2 separate regions of the Homo sapiens genome follow, and region 1 is linked to region 2. A link is a contact called in ENCODE Hi-C or POLR2A ChIA-PET data. All regions are on one chromosome and are shown on one strand. The core of a region is the stretch at or near the end of the contact, and the rest is flanking DNA. Distances in the headings are between cores, read along the strand shown.

Region 1 (5,664 bases), core at 2,815-5,314, 260 kb before region 2:
TCCTTACCCCCTTCCAGGAGCACCGTCCTGTAACTTCAATCCTGCACCAGGTTCCACGCAAACTGACTGAGGCACAAACTGGTTCCTTTCAAGATTCAGATGTGGGACAAACATCACAACATTTGGAGCTCAAAACTCCTCCATTTGCTGCAAATTTAGAAAAGATCTAATGACCATGGGACTGTCTCCTAGATTTTTTTGAATCTAAATTGAAACTTGTCTCCATTTTTCTGCTCTCCAAATCCCCTCTTTCCCATGGACAAGAGTTCATGATGGCTCAGGGCAGTACTGACCTACTGCCCTGGCTTATATTTCTGACAGGTTGGATCAAAGTGCTTTCAATAAGAGAAAAAGAAGGATGAACAAACTGGTGAGTTACCTGCCAACTGAGGAAGGCCACAGCCTGACTCCAGCTCTCACCTGACCCAGCTCAGTAGAAAAGGAAGGCAAAAATAAAGATAAAACATGAGTGAGCAGATAGGACAGGATAACAAATGTTAATATTATTTGCTCCCCTAGCAACACTATGAGTAGCCTTCTGCTGGTTCCATTTCTACTTCCAAATTTTTAAAAATTATTTTTAATTTTCAAAATGATTTGAATAGACTTGAGAAGAGGGAGATAGCTGTTTAGGTAATGTGTCATTCAATACTATGTTCAGTCCAACCATTAGTTGATATTCTACTTTCTCAATTCATGTTCATCACAATCTGTTGACTGTATGTGTGCACAGTATAGTTTATGGTGGTTCATCCTTTTTTTTTTTTTTGAGACAGAGTCTTGCTCTTTAGCCCAGGCTGGAGTGAAGTGGCATGATCTCAGCTCACTGCAACCTCCAACCCCCAGGTTCAAGCAATTCTCCTGCCTCAGCCTCCCAAGTAGCTGGGATTACAGGTGCCTGCCACCATGCCCGGCTAATTTTTTGTATTTTTTTAAGTAGAGATGGGGTTTCGCCATGTCAGCCAGGCTGGTCTTGAACTCCTTACCTCAGGTGATCCACCTGCCTCGGCCTCCCAGAGTGCTAGGATTACAGGCAGGGGGAGCCACCACACCCGGCCTAGTGGTTCATCCTTCACTGGGTATTATTATATGCTGTGTAATAAGCATACCAGGCACAAGGGAAATAAGGATGAATTTGACACCCTATCTGTTTCTAAGGAAGTTCAAAACGCAGGCAAACATGTAAATGATTAATTAAAACAGTATGGTGCCTGCAATGGTAGGAATGTGTGCAAGGAAGAAAAAGGGTGAGTGTATTTTGCACATGAGAGAATTATAAGTAATTTTTGGCCAGAGATCGGACTGAAACACTTTGTAACGTGGTCTCTGAATTCTTTGAGACTTCTCCCATCAAGAGAGCATGTCTGAGTCCCCTGTCCTTGAGCCTGGATCTTGTGACTGATTGACTGATAGAATAAGACAGAAGTGATGCCATGTTGGTTTCTAAGCCTGGGAAGGCCCAAGAAACTGCCAACTTCCAATTCCTGCTTCTTAGGTCACTTGCTCTTGGAAGCCACCACATGCTTGGCGGAAGCCCAAAGTAGCCCACCTGGGGTGAACACACGGTGAAGCTGAGACATCGTGAAGACAGGGATGTGGCCGGTCTCCACCTGCTCCAGCTCCTCACTGTTCCAGCTTCAACCACTGTCTGACTGGGTCCCACCAGGAAGTTCTTCTGCTGGTCTCACTGGGGTGTCTCCTACAAATGCACTTAGTGGATGGCTGGGCTGGAGTCATGTGAAGGCTGGACTGCAACAGAGGGACGGCTGGCTTCTCTCCATCTCCATGCAGCCTCTGTGCCTTCCACGTGGCTACCCCTGCCTTCCTCACAGCATGGAGGTATCAGGGTAATTGGGCTTTTCTCACGATAGCTGGCTTCTCCAAAGTGGAAGTTGCAAAGAACAGGACAGAAGCTGCGAAGTCCCATGCCCTAGACTTGAAAGCCTCTCTGCCAGCCCAGATTCAATGCTGAGGGCACTATTCAAGGGAGTGGCTACCAGAAGACATGGCTCAATGAAAGGGGCATCTTGGAAGACTAAGTGGCAGCTAAGCTATTATCCTGTAGATAATGAGGAGTCATTGAGGCTTTTAAGTAGGAGATGGATTTGATTTCAGTTTTGTTTCAATCATTCTGGGACTAAGTGAACTAGACTGGGAAGGGAATGACCCATTTCCTTTCTGGGCGACACCAAAGATATCTGGGGAGGCTTGGAGACCTCTCAAATGCCTAGAGGGGTTACAGAGCCCACATCTCTGTGGTCCCAAAGCAGTGAGTCTCCATCCATATAGATAGAACAGCAAGTGCTACATCAAGAGAGAAGCTTCACATGATTTAAATTCTCTCGGCCACACTCCAACATAACTCCCTAATGTCCCAGAGGAAGCAAAGAAATGGCAAACTATTCAAAACAGAGTCGGGGCCTGGCGCGGCGGCTCACGCCTGTAATCCCAGCACTCTGGGAGGCCAAGGCGGACGGATCACGAGGTCAGGAGATTGAGACCACCCTGGCTAACACGGTGAAACCCCGTCTCTACTAAAAAAATACAAAAAATTAGCCACGCGTGGTGGCGTGGTCCTGTAGTCCCAGCTACTCGGGAGGCTGAGGCAGGAGAATGGCGTGAACTGGGGAGGCGGAGCTTGCAGGGAGCCAAGATCGCGCCACTGCACTCAGCCTGGAAGACAGAGCAAGACTCTGTCTCAAAAACAACAACAACAACAACAACAACAAAAACAAAACAAAACAGGGTCGGTAGAACGTGAAAGCAGCTACATAAATTGTACACCATGTGTCTTGGCTCTATTTGTTCCATGACAGTGTGGACGTGGTAATGAGGGGAAGTGGAAGGTTGGTGGAGGTGGCACTAAACTAGAAACTAAAAGCAAGAAACAATTGTGACTCCTATCCCATGACAGGAGTCTGCACCTCATTTTCACACCAACCTGGCAGGTTTTGCTTTTGAGGAGTAGTCAGCCCAACTGGGACTTAGGGGTACTTAGGAGTACTTAGCCCAACTGGGACTTAGGGGTAGTTTGGAGTACTTAGCCCAACTGGGACTTAGGGGTACTTAGGAGTACTTAGCCCAACTGGGACTTAAGAGAGCAGACATTGGTGGGAGTGGAAAGGCTGCCCACATCATCACACACCTGTTGGATACCAAGCCCTGGCTCACTTCATTGCAAATATTATTTTGTTTAATTCTCAAAAGAGCTATCCAGGGCAGGAATTATCGTTGTGTTTTTTGAGATGAGGAAGCTGGAACATAACTCCCCCAGATCACCCGCCTTACAGGAACAGAAACGCTGGCTTCTGACCCCACAGGCATGCTATCTCCTACATGGTTTTGTTATAAGCTCCTTTTCAGCATTTTGTTGTCAGAGTGTTTGCAAATGAAGAATAAAAGGACTTTACAGCTGAGGGTAGTTCCCTGACTACCATACTGTCACCCTGGCCACAAGAAGTCTAATGACAGCTTTGAGCTACAGGCATGCAAGCTCAGAACTTAAAATTCTTTTATTTTATCAGCTCTCTTTAGGGAAAGAAATCCTTCTAATCTCCTATAAAGAATTCTCAGTGGACATCAGCTGGAAAAACTGGCAAATGCTACTTTTATGGCTTCGATTTCTCTTGTTTCTCCAAATGTCTCTATTGCATGGGCTTTTGCATAAAACAATGTTTGGCAGGACCAGAGGTTTTCAGCAGTATCAATTGCACTAGGCTATAGTGGGTCTTCATCACCGTGAAACTGGGGCATTTACAGCCCAGCAACACTAAGTCTTGTTTAATGCAGCTCAGAATTCTCAGAGAGGCTGGAAAGTCACACAGGTGTCAGTCATTCATAGTGGCTTCATGGTACCTCGTATATCATTTAGTGTCCAGCCAAGATACTGAAGCCACACCAGCTATTTTAACAGAGACCTTTTAGCATAAAGACCCGTTAACTAGAAATTGAGGAACTGAAAAGGCAAAAAGGGAACACTAAGATATCACAGAGGTAGCAGGAAGCAGCTGCCTCCCCTACGACTAGAGGTAGAGATTATTAAAGCTTAGAAGCTTGAAGAAGAGGCCCCACAGTGCTGGGATGCAGACTTCTGAGGAGGGACACCAGCTGGCTGGTGCAGGCATCTCTCACAGGGTGAGATGAAGCTGGTTCTGAGTGCTGGAAAAGCTGCAAACTAGGTCCGGCTGTTACTACTGCAATGAACTGCTGCTGTCTGCATGAAGAGATGAGGCTGGAGTGACACTGCAGGAACAGGAAGCAAACTGGAAGGAAACAGGAAGGAGCCAGGTCCCCCTTTCCACCTCCAAAGCACAACTTCCCTCTAGCACCGCCTATTGGCAGAGTTGATCAGAGAAGCCACTGGAAAGGTAAAGTGTGGTTTGCAGAGTCCCAGCCCCAGCAACACAAAACCACACAGAAGTGGGTTTGAAGTTGACAGACAATCGCCTAATAACTGGCATCTTTAGCAAGATTTTAAAAATAAATTTGACACCAAAAACAAAAAAAAAATTATAGCAGTAAAAGACACTCATGTGGGAAAATGTTTTGAATTTAACCACTTGCTTTTTATATTAAGCCATTGCTTTGGTATTGGGAGAAGGAAAAGTGTTACATTATTATTGGAAACCCTGAATTCAAGTAATGCAAATCTGTCTTCGAGTTCATTTAACAAAGTGACATTTAAATTACTAAGAAGAATGGAATAAACTCTATGTTATTTGCACTCTCCCAATACACTGGGATGAAATTGTCCTGGGATCAGCAACTGATTAAGCTGATTATATACTTCATACATGGAGGATGTGGTTTTCAACCGGCCACAATCAAAATACAATTTACTTCTGTTAGTATAATAATGTAGATGCTATAAAAGGCATCTCTCGGTAAGTGTTTTTCATGTACATTTCTGCTACTATTAGCAGGGTATTTTCACAGCCTCGCTCTATCTTCTCCTTCCTTTTAACTCCAAACTCTAACCGTAGAATTTTTCAGACTTCTCAGAATAGATACAGCAAGGGAACCCTGACACATGGTGAGGAGGAAGGGGGCCACACTGGGGGCTGCTGGGAAAATAGGCATACATATGCTGGCATGGAAAATGGCACTCAAAGATGGGTGGCTCATGAAAAGGTGTAAGGCAAAAGGTAAGCCAGGCTAACAGAGCAGTTGGAAGCAGTGCCAATAGAAAGGGATCTACCAACAAAATAAAAGGCATTGTCTGTGTGCACCTGTTCTGAAAAGAAATAATCATGAGGGCAATGGTTCCCATGAACAATGGCTTATCCAAAAGGAAGGAGCTTATTTCCTTACTCACTATTTGGATGACCAGACTGATGCCTGGTGTCTCTCCTCTAATTAGCATGCTAGCAATGAATGTACTGCATACCTCCTCAGCCAAATTCTGTAGAGGAGATGCTGCAGGAACTTATGAAGTTCCTGACTCACTTCTATTCTGACTCACTTCTAGTTGGTCATGCCTAAACATATGTGTAGCCCTAAGCCTTCTCTCCATTTCTACAGCAACACCTCCATCCATGCTGTCATGATTCTTGCCTGGACTTCTGCAGTCATCCTTCACCTGGTTGTATTAGTTAGGGTCTTCCAGAGAAACAGAATCAATAGAAGATGTATATATGTCTCTCGCTATATCCATCTGTCTATCTA
Region 2 (5,884 bases), core at 2,223-4,722:
GAGTGCGGTGGCGCGATCTCGGCTCACTGCAAGCTCCGCCTCCCAGGTTCACGCCATTCTCCTGCCTCAGCCTCCCGAGTAGCTGGGACTACAGGCGCCGGCCACCACGGCTGGCTAATTTTTTGTATTTTTAGTACAGGCGGGGTTTCACCATGTTAGCCAGGATGGTCTCGATCTCCTGACCTCGTGATCCGCCTGCCTCGGCCTCCCAACATGTTGGGATTACAGGCGTGAGCCACCGCGCCCCGCTGAAGGTCAGTTTTTAGAAGCCCATTCTTTATCTACTGGGAAAGGAGAACAGAGTGGGATTTTGTTTGAAATTTGTCTGTACCTCAACTGGTGTAGCTTGGGGGTGGGAGGATGGTTTTTCTTTTCCCTATGCTTGTCAGTGTCACAGACGTGAAGTCATCCTCCCCAAGCCACCGTCCTCACCACAGAACCATCTTTCTGTTGGAGTCTCAGCTTCCAGTCTCGGCTCCACTGGTCACTACTTTGCTGAACTGGGGCTTGTCGTGACTGTATCTGAGCTTCCCTTTCATAATTTCCCTGCCTTCTTGCCAGGCGTGAGGATGCAGAGGGAAGGCTTTAGAAAACCTTGCAGTAAACACAATGCATGGGTGGCCTCGTGTCCGCTTTGCTGAAAGCGCCTTCTATCTTTTGCGTGGACACAGCTCACTGAAGCCTCTGCCAGAGCACAGCTAGCCACACCATGGCACACAGCAGCACACAGCCTGGTCACACTTTCCTTAGTTGATTAATCACACTTCAGTCAGAGATGAAGATTTACCTCCTGACACTTGCACAGCCTCCCAGTTCCAGGGTGAGATCATTTGGAAAGGAACTAAAACAAATACCTTGAAACGGTTCAGTTCCCAGCTCGCTTCTTTCACAGCTTTAAATTCATATTGTGGCACCCATTTCTCATCGTGAAAGTCGCTGGAGACGGTGAGTGCTGTTACTCCAAGAACACCAGCAGAATATTTCTTGTTCACTTGTTACCTTTTACTTAGATCTTAGTGCCCTAGTCCCTTGTAATAAAAGCACTGTTGATTCAGATATTAACAACAGGACTGTGACCAAAATGCTAAATTAAAATACCTAAGACAGGTTGTTGTCCAGAAGCCAAAAGAATTTTAATCAGATTCAACCACAAGACATATACATTAAAAAAAATACCTTGCACTATTTGTTCCTTTAATTAAGCATGAAATCACTCTCTGTAACTATCATTGTGGGGAAAATCTAAGTTTATAGCATGGAGAGGAATGCAGATGAAGGATTCACTATCGGCTAAGATTGACAGGCACATGGATGCACGATACTGTGTTTTTTCTCAGTGGTCCTTTATTCTGTGCTCCAAGAGGAGCTTAATCCATTAGGGCTTCCTACATGCATGTCATGGTTCCTGCCATGAACAAATTTGCAGTTTAATCCAAGAGACAGAAACCCCTAAACTTGAAACAGTGAGGGAGATGGAGTTAATTTATTAATGCCCTTCTTTTACCAGACATTGCACATTATATTTACCAACTCTGGAGGTAAATATGTAATTACCTCCATTTCACAGATCAGAAAATTGAGATGAAGAAGGGTCATAATTTTGGTCTGAATGAGAGATAATTCCCACTTATAAATTAACACACCAGGTTTCTGATTTTTATAGCTCAGAAAAAGTTTGGATACTGGTGCCCACCACTGAGAGATGAACCCATTCTGGGTGTGTTTGGGAAGGAAGACCAAGGATTGGTTGGGTCTAAACTGAAGTATAGCATCACCAAGACACTGCCACTCCCAGGTCCTCTAAGCCTGCTCTGAGGCCTCCTGGCTTCTTACATTGCCCACATTCCTCTCAGTGTGAGTTATCTGTAACAATGACCACAAGGAATTTAGAAAAGAGAAATTTCTTACAAGAAGAGGTGCATCCAACAGCCAGATGTCCAGGGTGGATAAATGGCGCAGGCTGGATTTCCCCCAGCCCAGGCGATGTGACTTCAGACCTGAGCTACTGAACACACTCTTGCCACATCAGTGAGACAAAATTAAAATTATATTTATCTTTTTGAAAGTGAAAGCAAGTTTATCAAGAATGTAAGGAATAAAAGCTCATTTCATTTACTTTTTTTTTAAGAGACAGGGTCTCACTCTGTTACCCAGGCTGGAGTACAGTGACACCTTCTTAGCTCACGACAGCCTCGAACTTCTGTGCTTGAGCAATCCTCCTGCCTCGGCCTCCTGAGTAGCAGGGACTATAGATGGAAGCCTGGCTCATTTTTTTGTGTGTGTAGAGATGGGATCTCTCTATGTTGCCCAGGCAGGTCTTGAACTCCTGGCCTCAAGCAATCCTCCTGTCTCTGCCTCTCAAAGTGCTGGGATTATAGGCATGAGCCACTGCACCCAGCTAACATTGTATTTTAAAAGGCCTTACCTTTGGGGAAAGTTCCCTTCTCCCAGTCTGTGCTTCCAGAAGTAATAGTATAGCAGCCCCACAGTTATCCAAGATGTTACCATTAGGGAAAACTGGGTGAAGGACACACAGAATTTCACCATAGTATTTATTATTATAACTCCATGTGAATTTACACTTATCCATGTGAATTTACACTTATCAAATAAAGTTAAACAAACAGACTTACAATTTCTTTTAAAAAATTAAAACTTAAAAATGTATACTTAAAATTTGCTAAGAGGGCAGATCTTAGGTGAAGTATTCTTACCACCAAAACAAAATGATAATACTAGAAAAATGGCAGGAGAGAGCTTTGGCAGGGGGAGTGGGATATGTTTTTGGCCTTGGTGGTGATGGGTTTCTGGTATATTGAGATGTAAATTTGTACAGCTTTTGACATGTCAGTCATTCCTCGATGAAGTGGGGTTTTTTAAAGCTAAACAAATATTATAGCAGCAGCATCAACTATCACTTATTCATCTACTCAACAAGCATCCAAGTGTCCTCAACAAGGACACTTACTGCATGCCAGCCACTGTTGTCAGTACTGGGAGATAGCAGAGAATGAAACAAGCAAAACCTTTCTCTTGTGGAGCAGGATTCTAACGTTAGTTGGCTAGACCAAGGCTTCATTCCGACAGGTTGCTGAAAACTCAAGTTATTACATAAACACTAACTACAAAGTGTACTTCCTCAGTTTCCTCAGAAGATAGCTGATTAGGTTTTTCTGGGCTGCTTGACAAGACTCAGACAGTATTTGTGAATATCAAGCTTTGTCCCACGTGGTAAATAAACTTGTTTAGAAACACCTGTAAAGCTTAAACGCGTGCTTTCTTCAACGCGTTTGGAAACTCTAACCCCCTTCTCTTTTGTACTTTTGCTTGCTGTCCACTACAGAGGGTCCAAGCACGAAGCTGTGCACAGAGTCGCTCTCCACAGAGATGCTTAGGATGTGATCCATGAATCGCAAATCCCAGCTAGTGCTCACAAAGACGGACATTTCTCCCCAAGACCATTCCAGTGCCCCAGAGGTCCACAGACATCCAGGAAGATGCAGCCAGCAGACAAAGAATGGCAGCCACCCAAGTGCTGAGGGGAGCCCTCCCGGCCATTTCTGTCCCAGCTCCAAGGGTCTCTCCACGATGGCCTGCAACAGCACGTCCCTTGAGGCTTACACATACCTGCTGCTGAACACCAGCAACGCCTCAGACTCGGGGTCCACCCAGTTGCCCGCACCCCTCAGGATCTCCTTGGCCATAGTGATGCTGCTGATGACCGTGGTGGGGTTCCTGGGCAACACTGTGGTCTGCATCATCGTGTACCAGAGGCCGGCTATGCGCTCGGCCATCAACCTGCTGCTGGCCACCCTGGCCTTCTCCGACATCATGCTGTCCCTCTGCTGCATGCCCTTCACCGCCGTCACCCTCATCACCGTGCGCTGGCACTTTGGGGACCACTTCTGCCGCCTCTCAGCCACGCTCTACTGGTTTTTTGTCCTGGAGGGCGTGGCCATCCTGCTCATCATCAGCGTGGACCGCTTCCTCATCATCGTCCAGCGCCAGGACAAGCTGAACCCGCGCAGGGCCAAGGTGATCATCGCGGTCTCCTGGGTGCTGTCCTTCTGCATCGCGGGGCCCTCGCTCACGGGCTGGACGCTGGTGGAGGTGCCGGCGCGGGCCCCACAGTGCGTGCTGGGCTACACGGAGCTCCCCGCTGACCGCGCCTACGTGGTCACCTTGGTGGTGGCCGTGTTCTTCGCGCCCTTTGGCGTCATGCTGTGCGCCTACATGTGCATCCTCAACACGGTCCGCAAGAACGCCGTGCGCGTGCACAACCAGTCGGACAGCCTGGACCTGCGGCAGCTCACCAGGGCGGGCCTGCGGCGCCTGCAGCGGCAGCAACAGGTCAGCGTGGACTTGAGCTTCAAGACCAAGGCCTTCACCACCATCCTGATCCTCTTCGTGGGCTTCTCCCTCTGCTGGCTGCCCCACTCCGTCTACAGCCTCCTGTCTGTGTTTAGCCAGCGCTTTTACTGCGGTTCCTCCTTCTACGCCACCAGCACCTGCGTCCTGTGGCTCAGTTACCTCAAGTCCGTCTTCAACCCCATCGTCTACTGCTGGAGAATCAAAAAATTCCGCGAGGCCTGCATAGAGTTGCTGCCCCAGACCTTCCAAATCCTCCCCAAAGTGCCTGAGCGGATCCGAAGGAGAATCCAGCCAAGCACAGTCTACGTGTGCAATGAAAACCAGTCTGCGGTTTAGGGGGTCAGGGGGCCACAGAGAAGGGGCAGCTGAGCCCCAGTCCCAGGGTGGATCTGTCCTGCTCTGTTCCCTGGCATGTTGGTCATAGTCTGCACTTTGTGGTGGCAATTTAAGCACAAAGGTACTCATTTGTAATCAGATGAGCTGCAGCTCCCAAATTTCAAATTTTGGCACGATGAATTATTTTTGTTTCTCTTTGCAGAGAGCCAAATATGGGGCTGATGGGAACTGCAACGTCATTAAGTCAAAAATGGAGTGGGCTGGGGAGTGCAGAAGTTGGGCAGAAAGGGAGGAGGAGGGCAACAGGGAATGAAGCTGGTTGAGTGTGGGGCAGGAGGACTGGTCAGTCACAAGAGCTTCAACCTGCCCTGCGAGCCCTCTCTGCACCTGCTCAAGAGAAACCCTGAGAAACCCCAGTAGGTGTGAGCTCCTGGGTGTTCATTCATTTTGTTTGACACCAGGGTTCTTCAGCTATTGATGTTTGTGGTGTGTGGGGACTCACATGAGGTTCTTTATGTTGATCAGATGTGCATTTCTTCCCATGCCTAAGTATCTTTTCTAGAAAGAAACCAAAATCACACGGGGAAGCAGAGTGAGCCTCTGTGCTTTGAGCTCCCTGCAATGACGCATGGGAGGCCTCAGAGGCTTGAAGCCCAGAGAAGGTCCTGGGCAGCCCAGCTGAAGTGAGAAGCACATCCGGGAACTCCTGCATGTCCCCAGCGCCCCCCACCTGCTGGGCCCACCCCGTCCCTGCACCCTGAGGCCACTAGGCCTCCCTGTCTGCTGGAGAGCCCCTTGGCCCTTCCCTCTTTCCTCCACCCCTCTCCCTGCCTCCCTTCGTTTTCCTCCCATCCATATCCAGTGTGCTATAGCTCACCCGCTGAGCAAGCATCTGTAGTGACCTGCTTTCAGTGTCAGCAGTGAGCAGGCTGGGCTTAGTTTACACATTTCCTTTGGACACCCTGGAGCTCCAGAGCCCTTCAACCCACCAAATCCACTTCAGCACTGGACCCGCTGCAGGTGCCACACCAACGAGCCCAATTCTCGGGGTCCCCACTGGTCTCTGTGTTCCTCCTACCTCATTCAGATCCACTGCTGCCATCCTGTTTACCTACTGGGACCAGATCCCAGAAGTGAAGTTGCCCAAAGGGGGCTTCTCTGCTTGTGCTCTATTCGG

What was found. A loop is a pair of places that touch in the nucleus more often than their neighbours do. ChIA-PET counts read pairs that join two places held with the same protein, here RNA polymerase II (POLR2A). Pooled maps may share reads with other maps.
Region 1: a pooled map shows a loop between it and region 2 (4-fold over the local background). The contact joins the enhancer-like site here to the promoter of GPR45 in region 2. A Hi-C loop is called at or near these places in 4 of 37 single-sample maps with no recorded cell type and 8 of 50 pooled maps. POLR2A ChIA-PET finds 5 or more read pairs at or near these places in 1 of 52 experiments (endothelial cell of umbilical vein).

Annotation. Positions count from the first base shown.
Region 1 is chr2:104,972,713-104,978,376 of GRCh38, forward strand. All of the region lies in intron 1 of MRPS9-AS2 (MRPS9 antisense RNA 2), which reads right to left. Among named protein-coding and RNA genes, the nearest start is that of MRPS9, 63 kb to the right of the region's middle. RefSeq lists an enhancer at 4,159-4,453. Within about 2 kb of position 4,065, at least 3 of the 41 ENCODE cell types and tissues checked have a DNase peak (open chromatin) inside an H3K27ac peak, as active enhancers do.
Region 2 is chr2:105,238,271-105,244,154 of GRCh38, forward strand. GPR45 (G protein-coupled receptor 45) reads left to right here and starts at 3,473. Exons shown (of 1, transcript NM_007227.3): 1 at 3,473-5,197. The coding sequence starts at 3,589. The coding sequence ends at 4,707.